3 separate regions of the Mus musculus genome follow, and all the other regions are linked to region 2. The links are chromatin loops, found by intact Hi-C in ENCODE. Cell type or tissue: heart. All regions are shown on one strand.

What was found. Peaks named below come from ENCODE experiments on the same cell type or tissue, not always from the same donor. Only the 100,000 strongest peaks of a DNase experiment are listed, where the experiment ranks them.
Region 1: it touches region 2 in a loop (7-fold over the local background); 32 of 42 quality-filtered maps call a loop at or near these places.
Region 3: a loop joins it to region 2, with 14 times the contacts of the local background. A loop is called at or near these places in 21 of 42 quality-filtered maps.

Annotation. Positions count from the first base shown.
Region 1 is chr12:12,620,610-12,625,609 of GRCm38, forward strand. No RefSeq gene overlaps it. Among named protein-coding and RNA genes, the nearest start is that of Gm34637, 47 kb to the right of the region's middle. In heart, a CTCF peak has its summit at 2,541 (motif pointing right); a DNase peak (open chromatin) is centred at 2,532; H3K27ac peaks cover 2,652 bases.
Region 2 is chr12:13,212,083-13,217,082 of GRCm38, forward strand. No RefSeq gene overlaps it. Among named protein-coding and RNA genes, the nearest start is that of Gm24208, 33 kb to the left of the region's middle. In heart, no CTCF peak of the experiment used is centred here; DNase peaks (open chromatin) are centred at 209 and 3,029; H3K27ac peaks cover 1,029 bases.
Region 3 is chr12:12,320,677-12,325,676 of GRCm38, forward strand. The region is part of intron 2 of Cyria (CYFIP related Rac1 interactor A); the gene reads left to right. Among named protein-coding and RNA genes, the nearest start is that of Gm34407, 34 kb to the left of the region's middle. In heart, no CTCF peak of the experiment used is centred here; DNase peaks (open chromatin) are centred at 195 and 3,035; H3K4me3 peaks cover 411 bases; H3K27ac peaks cover 498 bases.

The DNA of each region.
Region 1 (5,000 bases), 590 kb before region 2:
GTTCAGAGACAATGCTGCTGCCAGAGAGGGATGGGAAAAGGGGATGGATGGGAGAAAAGAGTATCTTCTGGGCCAAGGAAGAGAAAACCTGGGCTGCCCAGCCTTCCCTAGAATGAACAAGCACACCTGGGAGATAGCCAGTGCTTCTTATACCTCCTCATGCTCTTAAAAATGCCAGGAGAGCTTGCATGAGCACATAACCTGACACAGAAAATGTGGGTTAGAGCACTCCTGATAAGCCCATACACCTTCCATGATAGTAGCAAGATTATAAAGAATGACTGGTTCCATATCTAGTGGCTCAAGAGACTCATGTTCAGAGAACACTTTATAATTGTTCCCATCCTGAAGAAAGCAGAAGGCTAATGGGCTGAAGATGATAGGCTTCCAGAATGAGCACTGGTCATGGTGGCTATCCCCACTCTCAGTTATACCCTGACTAAATCCCCCTGCCACAGATAAACGGCACAACAGCCATATCCCCACTTATGATGTCTTATAAAGAAGTGCATAATGAATACAATAAAGAGGTAGCTGGAAAACCAATAATGCCACATAGCTCCAACAATGCCCACAGAGCTTAGAAAGGGGCAGAATCAGTGTGGGGTTGCTGAGGATAGAGGGAGGCAGGAATGCAGAGTGAACAGAACTCTAAAGATAGAACTCGCCCATTTCCCTCCAGCCTCAGGCTCTCTCTGAAAGAGTTGCTAGGGAGGTAACCAGGAAGTACTTCCTTTGGGGTTATAGGAAAGTGTATGTATTCGCCTGGAAGCAGGGCAACATAAATAATTCCCCAAATCACGTTGTCAAGCAAGAATTTCAGGGGAGACATCAACCAGCGCCATCCACTCCATCCGAATTGCTCTCGAAGCTGAAGAGCTCAAACCCGAGCTCTCATAATTCTTCTTTAATTGTTAAGGAACTAATTAAACCCACGGCATCTCTGTTAACTGAGTTTTATGATGTTAATTTCTCCACTGGACAAGCTAAGTCTAGCACCAGGTGCCTGAACTGCCGGCTTCTGGCTCTAGACAAAAGGTGTTAATATCTTCAATGAACATGGCAAGGTACCCACAGGATTCCAAGCGATTTACCAACAGCTCCCGCCAACTGCCACAGGGCTGGGTGCCGGCAGCAGAGTAGCACCCTTCTGGACTTCCTCCCTGTGGGCCTTTTCATTTAGCACCTAGGCACACGGGTGTTTCTGCGCAGGACCACCAGACTGAACGGAAGCAAGCAAGTGCATCGTTTGGAACTATTTACATTTTCCTCCAAAACTGTTCTCAACTCCTGTAGTTTAGCTAGGACGGGAACCTCAGTGACGGTCATTGGTGACTCTAAGCATGGAACCATGCACAACCCAAATAGGTCTTCCTGCCCCTGCCCCTGAAGAACCCTGCAAGCAGGTAGAACCCAGAAGCTCAGGCAGAGCAATAGACCCGTGCACCTCCCTGCCCCTGTTCTAACCTAACGTCTAATGCTAAGAGGCAGAGTCGGGATGAAAACTCAGCAGGCAACTAACTCCTAGAACCATGAACTGGAGAGTTTAGAAATCTGTATCTACTCTCCCCTTGTAGAGCAAGGTGCTCCAGACAGCAGAGGGAAGATGCTTACAAGCACAGAAAGCAGGGCGTGCATGGTAATTCTGAGACCAGAGCTCCTTCTTACCTGTCATGTCTAGACTTTATTCAGCTAATGTCCCCAGACAGATAGATGCTGGGTGTACTTCCGGGTTCTTAAAGCCACACATAGCCTATCTCGTTGGAGGCAATTGAGTTTCTCCAACAAAAAGACAAGTCTGAACTTCATCCCACAGGTAATTAGCAGACAGCCCCTGGGACAAAAGCCTGTGGCAACTGAGTCCTCAGTCCATCTAGGTATGACAGCATAAGAGTAGCCCCTTGTATGTGCTTAAGACAGACACCAAATGAACAAAGGCCAGGTGCCCAGAGACAACTCCAAACACACCCCTTCTATGTCTTTTTTCTTGACTGTTTTTTTTTTTCCAACTGAGAACATAAAATAAAAAATATGTCACTGAATCTGAGAATATCTGGGGACCTCCTTGGTTACTTTTCTGATGATGATTTCTATCCCTCAAACAAAAACAAAAAGGGAAGTATGTGGGGGCAGGGGACCCTAGCTGTTTCTGCCTCTGCTTTCCAAAGGAACACATCCCTTACATATTTTAGCTGCCTCGGGACTCAAGTGTGCTTACAGTGGCCCCAGCTCTTAGCTTTTGGAAAGGCATCAGAACCTCTGGATGAAAGAAAGCCATGGCTCCCCACTGGAGCTGCCTAGCAAGTTTGAAGAGCGGTGCCCACAGCCGACAGACAGGGACTACTGATTAGGTTTCCAGCCTGGCATTCAGGGAAGGGAGGATCCAGAGCCAGACGCTAGGCCAAAGGGTGTGTGTGTGTGTGTGTGTGTGTGTGTGTGTGTGTGTGTGTGTGTGTATGAGGAGGGTTGGGAGTGCTGGTGAGGGGACAAGTTGTGACTCCATAGTAAGCTCATCTCCAGAAGGTGGCGCTGTGCTTTAAGACAGGCTAGCCAGAGGGATGAAGCTGCTGCAAGACAGGCTAGGATTTCAGAAAAGAATGTTTAAGAATGCAATGCAGAGCTGGAGAGGCCCTACAGTAGCATTCTAGACTAAGCCTATATCACTAACTGGGAAACACAAGCCCCGAGAAAGAAGAATGCTTTCTACATTTGCACAGACCACGGTGTAGAACTCATTCTTTCAACTCCTCATGTCCTACACCAGCTCTGGGTAAAATTGAAATAAGAGAGTGAGAATGAGAGTGGCCTTGTCACAGAGAAGGTCGGCCTCAAACACTGAGGATCCAAAGAGAAGGAACAAGCTTCCCACGTGGGGAACCTGCCTGAAGAAGGGACCGTTGTCAGTGGTCTTGGAAGCATGATAGTCATGCCTCAGAATTCATGACAGAAAAATAAAATAAAAGCCCTGGGTTCCCCTCCTGGTGACCACTGTGCTACTGGCTATTCACAGCTCATCTCTGAGCCTTGATGACTGCATCAGAATGGGAGGGAAATATCTCCCTCCTAGAATCCTATCTGAGACTATCTAGACTGGCATGTCCAGTACAGTGTAGGAAGGCAGTGAGACATCAGACAGGACCAACTCTTTTTTCCTCCCTGGCTTCACTGTGAGGCGCATTTTCCCAGGGAGTCTCACACATGTGGACTGGGAGTGAGCAGAGCACAGTGGATACAAGTCCCTGCTCTCAGGACAAGAAGCTTCAGTGACAAGGCCATGGGAAGGCAGAGTGAAAGGCTACAGGTTGGGCTCTTGGAGATGCTTCATTCAGTAAAGGGTTTGCAGCAAGGACCGGAGTTTACTCAGTACCCAAGTAAAAAGGACGACTGACTTGGGAGGCATACCTGATCCGAACCCGGGGGAAATGGATCTCCGGGGCTCACCAGTCAGCCCGGCCTGGATGGCCAGTGTTGGGTACTGAGAGGCCATGTCTTAAAAACAAGGTGGATAGTTAGTACCTGAGAAACCACAGCCAAGTGTTCTCTGACTTCTATGCACACACACACATACATACACAGTCACATACACACACATAAACACACAATACACACACACATAGTACACACACACACAAACACACAGTACACAAACATGTGCACACATGCCCATGCGTGACAGGTGCCAGGCAAAGGACTAAACTTAGAGGACAGGCTTTATCCTACAGAGTTAGAAAAACAGAATGACAAGATTGTCACTCCCTCCACCAAGCCCTTCGCTACAGCAGCAAACACCCGCAGACACCTGCACACTCAAGTGCACACACATACATACACTGAGACCTGAAGCAAGTGACGTGACTGCCAAAACACCAGGTCAGACAGCCCGGCTTTCCCAGAGGCTGGTATGCCACAGGGAGCCTTCAGTGGCTGCCTCCCCACTCAGCCAGTTCACGTGCTCTTTTCAACCACTGACTTTCATTCAGGGTCCACAGGAGCAGGAAAGCTTTATCACCATCCTCTCCACACACAAAAGACCAAGCCTTGAAAGGGTCTCCCTGGGACCACACAGCTCGGCAGCCCATTGGTAGAACAATTGTTGAGAACAGTCTCACTCATCCCTGCCTGCCTTTTCTTCCTCGTTCTCTTTTTTTTCGTTTGTTTGTTTGTTTTTGTTTTTTGTTTTTGAAAGGATGCTGAGCCTCAGGTGAGAGGGTATGAGAGGAAAGTAACAGAGACCCTGGGGCAACAGCTCCCATCTCCATGTCCCTCTGTCTGCTCCATTAGTCTGGCTAACTCCTTGTCCACCTACAAGTGTTCATGATATGTCCTAGGGCATGCTTTATGTAGGCAGGACTTTCTAGGCTATCTTTTGGGGCTAGCAAGAGATCACCTTAAGGGTGAGAGGAAACTGGCTTTTCCCTAACCACACTCAGCGCCCTGTAGGCTGCTGAGCCCCAGTGCTATGATCCTTCATTAGGTTCCCCACTGTTACTGCTGATTAATAATTGCTCTCAGGAAGTACCATCCTGGCTCCTTGAGTGCAGAGACATAAGCTCCCTGAGGACAGGACTTTACCCACAGCCAGCTAGCTGGGGGTTTGCAAGTGTTGGAGGGTATGTGACTGGGTCCAGACCCTCTTGCTACCTACCATTTGTATGGGTACTACAGTCATCTCCATCCCCCCAGGACACCAGTTTCCTCCAGCTTTGAGGTACTCTACTTTATGGCCAAAAACTCTTAGAGGAACTAGCTTTGAGGAAAGGCTGAACAAACATTTGTACTATTGGCATTTCTCACAAGCCCCGACTTATCATTTACAGTGTGCCCACTGTGCACTAGTGTTGTGAGATAGCTCAGACTGAGGCCTGGTGGTTGTGTGAACCAGAAAGAAAGCAGGCTGAGCAGTACATGTACTACACAAGGGCGGTCTTCATTCCTTTCCCTGTTGCTCATTCCCTTGAAGCTGGCTCCTCACCTTCACAGTGTTCTGCACGAGAGGCCAT
Region 2 (5,000 bases):
GCACACATAAAGACAGAGGTGACCTGCCTAGTAGGGAGGAGATCGTGAAGGAGCAGGAAGAGTGGTTCCCAACAAAGCACTACCAAAAACTGACAAGACATGCAGTCCTCAACAGCAGCTTGAGTTTCATAACCCTTCCTGCCCCTGCCAGCCCTCTTAGGTGGGAGGGGGCCCGGGGAGGAGGAGGAGGAGGAAAACAAGAGGATGTTACACTAAGTGAGTCATCCAGCCTCAAATAACCGAGAGCTGCTAAAGCAGAAAGTTCTCAGCTTGGAAGTGTGCCAGCTTCAGTGCTGCAAAAATAGCCACGATGAATTCACATATTTCTCTGGGAGTGTTGGTCCATCGTACCAGTGAAATCTCAGCCACAGCAAATTGGAACTTGGGGCCCATATGCTCAAAATCATGCTCAGATTTTGGTCAAAGGTTTTCTTGAGAAGGCTGAAAAAGCTGTGATTTTGTTTTTTTGTTTTTTGTTTGTTTGTTTGTTTGTTTGTTTGTTTTACTGAAAGTGGTCTATTCTTCCATTCTGTTGGGGTTATTACACTATGGGATATTGTTTCCTGCTCGGAGTGAAAAGTCTCGGTGTTTTTCTGTTGAAGGCCTCCATCATCTAAGCATGATAGTCTCGTCAGTTGGAAAAGGTCACAATGTAAGAATGCCTGCACACTGTAGAGGGAGAAGAGGCATTGTAGCCCAAAAGCCTCTCACTAGACCATTGGTTCCTAGCTTTCCTAATGCTGCAACCTTTTAATCCAGTTCTGCATGTTGTGGGGACCCCCAACTATAAAATCATTTCATTGCTACTTCAGAACTGTAATGGTACTACTGTTATAAATGGTAAAATAAATATCTGATATACAACTGTTGGTGGCCCACAAGTTGAGAACCACTGCTCTAGCAGCACCTTGACCCACCTGGAATAGGTATGTGACAGTTTTAGAGAGTTTAGAGCTAATTTGCTTAGTTAGTTAGTTAGTTAGTTAGTTAGTTAGTTAGTTAGTTAGTTAGTTTTTCAAGACAGGGTTTCTCTGTGTAGCCCTGACTGTCCTGGAACTCACTTTGTAGACCAGGCTAGCCTCGAACTCAGAAATCTGCCTGCCTCTGCCTCCCGTGTGCTGGGATTAAAGGCGTGCACAACCACGACCCGCTAGCTAATTTATAATGTGTAGGGGAGACAAAGAGATGAGCTGAGGTTTTCCTGGAGGGGCACAGCAGGAAAGCCCACCTTCCAGGGCTTGACAAACTCAACATCCAAGACCCTTGCGCCTCAGGCTCCTTACCTGAAAAAGGATAGCGCTGGCTCTTACATGAGTCAGAATCCAAAATATCTGGCTTCTGGGTGGCATTCCAGAGCAGACTTTTCATTCAAGGGGCTGGGTAGGATGACTCAGGGCCCTGACACTGGGTAAGATCCTGACAGTCAAGGAGGGAAGATCTCCCAGCAGGCAACAGCATAAGAATAAAGGCAGTCCTAGCACCATTACTTTCCAGCCATGTCATCTTTAAACTAGTAACTACCCTCTTGGTGATGCTTGGGAAATATGAAGGTAACCTAGCTTCTGGGTTGTTAGGACTGAACCAGAATGGGTACTTAGAATGATGCCAAGTTCACAGTATAGACCAATAAATGATACTTACTGTTTTTTACATAGGGGTTGGTGGTATGAATGGAGAGGATTTAAGGAGGAAGGTTGGGAAATAAAAGATTTAAGCGTCTTAGTTTGGATTTAATTAATAGAGGCCTATCTCACTTTCTTGGGTGGGTTTGACACAGATGATAAACTATATAACACTGAGTGTAATTTTAACTGTGCACTCAGTGGTAGAAACCAAATGAATTCTGTCACAGATTTAAATGGCCCCAGCAGAGGATGTTCTTGAGTTGGTGACTCAGTTCTGCTTCCATCACCTAAGAAGCTATTCAGTCATAGTAGAAGGTATATAGCTGGAGAGAAGCCATTCACTGATAGCAGAAGGTATATAGCTGGAGAGAAGCTATTCAGTGATAGCAGAAGGTATATAGCTGGAGAGATGGCTCCCACTTAAGAGCATTTGTTGATCTTGCAAAGGACCTGGGTTTGGTTCCAGCACCTATGTTGGCTCAAGTCATGTATAACGCCAGTTCCAGGAGATACAATATCATCTTAAGAGCTCTACAGGTACCAGGCACATAAAATATGCAAACACATCAAAGAAAGTTTAAAAAAAAAGATAGGAAGGAAGAAAGGAAGAAAAATAGAAGTTACTTGCTGAGAAGGGAGATTCTGAAAGACCATCCACGTTTTGAGTGTTCACATAAGTCCCCATGAGCTGCCATATGAAGTGACTAGGCTCATTGTCCAAGCTGTGCAAGCCCACACATCCTGCCCTTGTCCTCACCCATACCCACCCACAGGCAGGCAAGTCCACCAGGGCCATTCCACAAATTTCTAGCATGCTCTCCAGGGGCAATGGTGTAATTCCTGGGATCAGCTGCATAGGAGGCAAGAAAGCCGGTGGGTGTCAGCAATTAGTTAATGTGATACCCACCTCACTTCGTTCAGAGCTGGCCTTTCAGAGACAGGCAAAATCAAAGGAAATGACTGAGAAAAAGCACTCCAAGTTCTGGAGATGTTAATGAGCACAGCAATTAGCGTAAGCACGATCCTGACATGTATGGAAAATCTTTATACGGAGAAGTCTCCAATGGTGGGCCCAAGAGAAGGCGTGGGGTGGGGGGTAGTCCACCATACTGTGACAGGAGGAACCACCCAGGCACTAGCCATGTGGGGCCAATTCGCTAAGGAAAAAAAAAATTCCAATTCACACTTCTTGGCCTTCAAGATCTAGGTAAAAAAAAAAGCCACAGACTCTGACAAATGTAATGGGGAAATAATTCCTTGGAATCTGTGAATTTGCTTAGATGGAAAAGAGGCAAGTCAGGTAATCCTTAAGTGACCCCAAGTGGTAAAAATACACCAACACATGTGTTCAGGCCTTTGTGGGTATTCACAGCGCGACACTAGCACCACCTAGTGTACAGAACTGGGAAGTGAGCCACAAACCCACACACCCTGACTCTGGTTGTCTCCATTAGCACATAGGTTTTATTCTGCAGTGTTTTCTTGGTGCTGGGTTGTGAGCCAGTGGGAAAACGAGTAACAATTTATGGATGGACACACATTACAAGATTTGTTATTACAGTCTACAGTACTAATACCAATATTTTAAGTAAACAGTATGTAATGATACGGATATGATCCAATTTCTCCAAATTGCCTGGCTTTTAATGCCAAACAAAATATCTCAAACTGTAGTCTGAGACTGTAAGCCGGTCCTCGCTCAAGCATGTCTCAGGGTTCTTTAGCAAGCGCTTGTAAGTCTGACTGTGGCTAAGCATGCCATCTCATGAACTTTAAATGGCTTCTACAGGGCTTTCTTGCTAGCCCCCTTTACAACAATTTCCTCACAGTAAAAGATCAGAATCAGTTCCCACCAGTCCAGTACCACTTTGTCTAAACACAGAATTTCCCTTTATGTCCAGTCAGACTTTAAGCAGCTAACATCTGCGAGCAGCCAGGGAATCACAATATGTGGGGAAGGAAAAGCCAAACTCATGATGGCCATCACTACTTCAACACTCAAGTAATAGTCTCTCCTCCTCTAATCAGTTTCTATCCGAGATTCTCTACAAAACCCTGAATGCACACTCATGCACATGTGCATGCATGCATGCATAGGGATGGATCAGGCTCCACTTAAAACAGCTTGCTAGCATCACCTGGGACACCCAAGGCCTACTCCATCCAGAGCAGTCACGGCAGAGTTCCTGGAGGCAAGGTCTAGACAGACCCTGCACTTCATTTAAGGAATCTGGCTCTCATGTCCTTTGGGCCATCTTTAGGGTAAAAATTTGCCATGAGAAAAGCTCTGAGAGCTACTTCTGTGTTTCTCTCAGTGGTCCTGGGTTCTGTCCTTGAACTAACAGACTCTGATGTGAGTAGGTTAAAGAGAAGTCTGTAACTCTTATTGGGTCCTGCAGACCTCCTAGATTGCAAAATCTTTCAGATTTCTCTCAATAGTTTAACTAGAAGTGGAATATCAGAAACAAAGAAACTAAGGCTTTAAAGAATTTTAAATGAATCTAAAACAACTGAACAGAAATTGACAGCAAAATACTCAATCTTTTCCTCCCTTAAAGGAACCAACCCCCTACAGTGCCCTCTCTCCCTATAAATCCCATCCCTCCTCCCCACCCCACCCCCCAGGAACCCCCTTTAGTTCCCTCATCTCTTCCTCCCTTGAAAGACATCCTTCACAATAGCAAACTAGTATCCCTCCCTTTCCTTCCTGGACCATTGCATTTTTGTTCCAATAGTCCCTCCTCCACTCCCACGAAACCAGATCACTTCGGGACTGCTACTAGTCCTTTGGAAAATGACATTATCTAGTCAAACGATAAGATTGCTGTAAGGAAATCTACCCTGGGTTTCCTTGTGCATTTACTCTTTTTTTTAATTTATTTAATGTATCTTATCAAATGACAATGAAGCACATAATTTCTCTAAGTCAAAACAAGGCAAGGAATGTGACGAAATGGTTCTACCCATTTCCAATTGGCCAGGAACCAATTCTTTTCTTTCTTTTTAAATCTGGGGCAGACTGAGTCATTGCCACATAGTTCTACCTTGAAAAGGGAAAAAAAGAAAAAAGAAAAAAAGACCGACTTCAAGCTTAGATCTTAGTTTATATTTAGCTTATAACCCATAATATAGTGGCCGGGTGGGGGTAGGAAGGGTGGGGGTGGTGGCAGTCACAGGGAAGGAGCAGGGTACAGAGTCAAGTGGGAAGTGCCTCCTATCTGCTTCTCACTAGCACTGATCTATACTCTATAAACACACAGCAAGGTTTAAGTACAACAAGTTCTATTTTAATTCATAAAATATATTCCACAAGGCTCTTCCTGGGTTGTTAGTGTGACTGTCAATCAGCACAACCCCTTCAGAAAGTAATCTGGC
Region 3 (5,000 bases), 890 kb before region 2:
ACAAGAACAGATCTTATGGTGATGTATTGCCCTCATGTACACAACACGCCCTTCCTTTTCTTCGCCTGGGACAACTTCTCTCTCCAATTGAGCCTGCTGTTACTTTTCTGAAGCCTACATCCTAGTCTGGCATGCAGGAAGTTTGGTCAATGCCACTTACATAACTTTTAAAAAGAGATCATACTCAGTATCATACAGTTGAATGCACAAGTTGTTTTATGGCTTCCTGGGTGTGGCTTCTGCAATGTCACTCTCCTTCCCTTGCCAGAAGCCACAAGCCATGTGTTAAGCTGTTTTCTGTTCCTCCAAACATTGAGTAATGGTTCTAGAGTATCAGATGAGTGGGTTAACACAGTGGCTTAAAGTGTGAGTTTTCTGGGATACCCTGTGCTCAAATCCTGGTGCTGCCAGTTGCTGGCTATAACTATACAAGCTACTCAACTTACATCCATCTTCTTACTTGTAAGTCATGGTTAGCCCTGTGGGTGCAATCTGACAATATCCATGAATTATTCAGCACAGTGTCGATCAGAGAATGCGCACAGTGTATGGGACTGGGATTGTTAACCAGATCCCTATGTAAGAATATGTATTCAGTTTCATGTTTTCTTGGCTATAACTCAATACACATGAGCCATGTGTTCTGACTGCCAAAACTTCCCAGTACCATCCTGGTCTTGTCAGTGGAAATGTAGGGCACAGATGGAGTAAAGATGGAGGCCTGATGTTTGGACCACACTTGAGTGTCTCCAGATATGGTACCAGAAACGTGCTTTTATATGACACACAGAGAGGGGGGGAGCAGGCAAAGACAGAGGTGTGTGTGTGTGTGTGTGTGTGTGTGTGTGTGTGTACATACATACAGAGAGAGACAGATATACATATGAATACAGACAGACAGATAGATACTCTATTGTGGGTATATATATGTTAGAAGAGATAGATATAAAAATAAAGAGTCCTGGGGGTGGTGTGTGGCAAAGTACTGTAGTGAACATGATAGTTAGACTGGGTGCTGCAGAAAAACAAACTGAACAGAGACCTGGAGAAAAGCATTTGAAACAAAAGGACTAACGAGGATGAGAAGGAGCTAGTGGTGGGGGATAACCTTGAACGAACACAGTGACAAGGCCAAGGTAGCGAGAGCAGAGCAGTGAAACCTTGGCTGGCGAGCAAACGCCATAGGCTCTCGCTGACTCTGGCAGGCACAGTACTTTTAGTGACGTGGAGGTCCCTGGAGAGATTTAAGCTGAGGGGTGACTGAGGCTAATTTTAAGCACAAGGCTATAGTAGCTAGATGGACAGGAAGCTGAGTGTTTGGGCTTGGAGACCTGTGCAGGAAGAAACACAGGATGCTCTGGCGAGGAATGGTGGATTCCAGCTTGGTCTGTGCACTGGCTGATTTTGTGTATCTACTTGTCACAAGCTGGAGTCATCAGAGAGGAAGGCACCTCAGTTGAAGGAGTGCCTCCATAAGATCCAGATGTAGGGAATTTTCTCAATTAGTGAACCAGAAGGGAGGGTCCAGTCCATCATGGGCAGTGTCATCCCTGGGCTGGTGGTCTGGGGTCAGTAAGAAAGCCGGCTGAGAAAGCCATGTGGAGCAAGCGAATCAGCAGCTCCCTTCCATGGCCTCAGCATCAGCCCTTGCTTCAAGGTTCCTGCCCTGCCTGAGTTCCTGTCCTGGTTTCCTTCCATTGATGATGAAGCGTGAGGCAAAGTGTAAGCCGAATAAACTCTTTTTCTCCACAGCTTGCTTTTTGGTCATAGTGTTTTGTCACAGAGTAGAAACCCTGACTAGGACAGCGTGAGACACTGGTAATTGAGAGAAAGAATTGAACACATGACCTGTCTCAAAAGCAGAGTTCTGGGATCTGTTGGCTTGAGTGCGGAGTATAGGATCTGTGGGATCTGTTGGCTTGGGTGTGGGGTATGAGATGCATCAAAGTCAGGTCAGCATCAGCGCCTTCTACAGAGCATCTGGAAGCTCACCCAGTTGCCATCTACTGAGCTAGGGAAGACTTCAAGGGCTGGTTCCAAGGTAAGAAATGGAGCCTTTCTTTATGGACGGGTTAAGTTTAGGTTCCCTGGGAGAATCTAAGCATCGCCTCAGTGTGTGGACTTTAGGGGACGAGGACACAGTGAGTTACAAGCTGGGGTGTCATCAGAGATCTCATTTAGAGTCCTCATAGATACCCCCTGTAAAGAGAAATCATCCCCATTAGTCAGGTCAGAATTCAGACGGAGATGCCAGACTTAAGGGAGACGCCAGTCTTAAGGGAGATGCCAGACTTAAGGGAGATGCCAGTTGTGGCAACGGCCACTCAATGCTTGGCAGCAGTGAAGTCATCAGTTACTCAGAGTGAAGTGCAGACCAGGAAAGGTTAAGTGAATGTTAATGAAATGCATTGATTAAGACTGTCGAACTAGAAAAAGGCTGCTCTGCTGTTTCCTGCAGGGCCTTCCTGGATCCGAATACTACTCCAAGGTGGGGCATCACCAACGGCTGGTGAAGCAGTGTGTCCAGGGACATGTACAGAGCTGTCCACACCAACACATAACACACAATGATGCCATGTCTAAAATAGAGATGGCAATAGTGTTAGAGAATCTAGACACCAGGAGTTAAGGTCTCTGTTCTGATCAAAACATGATGGCATTACCAGTAGGCATTGTATTTGCCTCTTCTGACTCCATATCAGTGATGTGGCCATTTCTATCCTATTGAAAGCAAGCAGAGAAGACCCTTTGTATCACCCTCACCACGTGTCAGGCAGGTACTCGATATTTAGTATTTGATCTCAGAGCAGCTAAATGAGTGGCATGAATTCAGATTATAAAACAATATTTGAAGGATTATATGACCTATCAAAAGTGCTGAAGCTAGTACCGGTTGTAGTTGCAGGGTTCCTATTTCCCAAAGTTCACACCCACCCAGCTTTTACAGCAAAGGGCAAAAAAGAAATTGAGGTCCTGAGCATCCTTCAGGTTCAAGTCTCAGCATCCCTGGCCTGCAGTTCCAGATATGGCCAGCAGAGGGAGCCGTGCACCGGGCTTCTGGGGCTTACTGCCCGAAGCCATATTGAATGAGCAATGTCTGCTGTGCGGACTCTGTGAGATCTAAATGTCTCCTTGGCAGGAAATTCGCAAGGAGCAGGACGGGGTTGTGCAAACAGCCTTACAATGTCCGTTTGTGTGTGAGCACATGGCTTCTCCCACTTCGCCCACAATGCTCTGTTTTGGGGGAGGATAATGGGCCTCTGTGGACCCCTCCGCCTTGTCATGCAAAGGGAGTGACCTGTGTTTGTCATAAATGGGCTCTTGTATGATTAATAGCTCTGTGAATGAGCCCAACGCAGCCGTTCAGCGCCCGCCTTCCCCTGGCGGTGGTCTGCGTCGGCTTTCTTCCCACCGCGAAAGCAGCTCCTGCAGATTTTAACTGAAAGGAAAAGGACTTGCTCCCCCTGTGGCTGCAGTCCTACAGATGCAAAGCAGGGGGCACACACAACTAGAGTTTGCTTTGGGGATGAACAGGGGTCCAAAGACAACCTTGGACCCTTGACCAACATTCTCTTATGTGTGTCAAAACTGAAAGGGAACACTTTGTTTTTTATGGACAAGGAAAACCCAAGAATCTAGAGTAGAATGGCACCCCCCTCCCTCCTCCCCGTAGGCTCCAAAACTCGAAGTATTTCCAGAAAGTGATTACCCTTTGTTTTAGGATGTTTGTTTGTTTGCTTGCTTGTTTGATCTGACCTCCCCTGACTCCGCTACCCTCACAGAGCTTGGTTTTTGGTGGTGGCGGCGGTAATGTGCGTGTGCGTGCGTGCGTGCGTGCGTGCGTGCGTGTGTGCGTGTGTGCGTGCGTGCGTGCGTGTGTGTGTGTGTGTGTGTGTGTGTGTGTGTGTGTGTGTGTGTGTGTGTGTGTGCATGTGCGCGTGCGTAACCTGGCTGTCCTGAAACTCACTCTGTAAACCAGACTAACGTCCAACTCAGAGATCCTCCTGCCTCTGTTTCCCCAGTGCTGCGATAAAAGGCCTGGCTTTTCCCACTCTTTCTTAACAGTGACTGTTGGGTTTGTTTGTAATGAATGCCATTGCCTTTATTTTCAGAGGCTACATAGCTAGTATATCTGATCCATTTCAGAGCATGCCAGTAAAGCGCTTGTCTGTCTGGACCCATGCATGATGCACGGGTGCAGACAGGGTGTTACTGAAATGAAGAACTCGCTGCAAATGCATAGGAAACAGCCTCTTTAAAATGCAAAGCAAGAAAGATTGCTAATTCTGCCTGGGGCTGGGGCTGGGGGTGGGAGTAGGGGTCTTTGAGGGTGTTTTGGCTGCTAAGTTAGGCCCCTCACAGGCTGAGGGGATAGGGTGCCAGTGGCAAAGAAAGCACAGAGAAAAAGAAGCAAGAAGGAGGCAGAATCGTGTGCCAGGTTCATATTTCTATGAGCTCTTCTGGGTTGGAAATTTAGAAGGAAGCTTTGGACCAAGTTTATGGGCTTTTAGGACACCACAGTATCTTGAAATATTTGTGCTGAAATAGCCATTGTTGAGCCCTGCTGATTCCTGACCCTGCTTGCATCCTGGGGTCTCACTCAGGAAGTAGCCCCAGGTCCCATACACACAGCTGCCAGCTCAGCTCCCAACCCCCTTCCCTCTCCTGGGCTTGCCCTGCCCGGTCTGCACAGCTTGCTTAGGGCTCATGCCAGGGTTTTTAACCTTAAAACATTAGTTTTGTTTGTGGGAAAGAGGGTTTCAAATCAATGTGATTATTCCTTTCAGGGGCAAAGACCCTTTTTCGATTCTAAATTCTCAAATGAGATTTCAGTACTTTGGGGATTCTACATTCTTCAAACTCAATGGAGCGCTAATGTTTCTGGGACTGTAGTATTTGCAATGAATGGCTTTTGAAAATGTTTTGATGCTTCTGCAATGTTTCGGGTCTCAGAGACCCTTTCCTATGGTACTACCTTTCCCTGCACGGTTGCTGCTTAG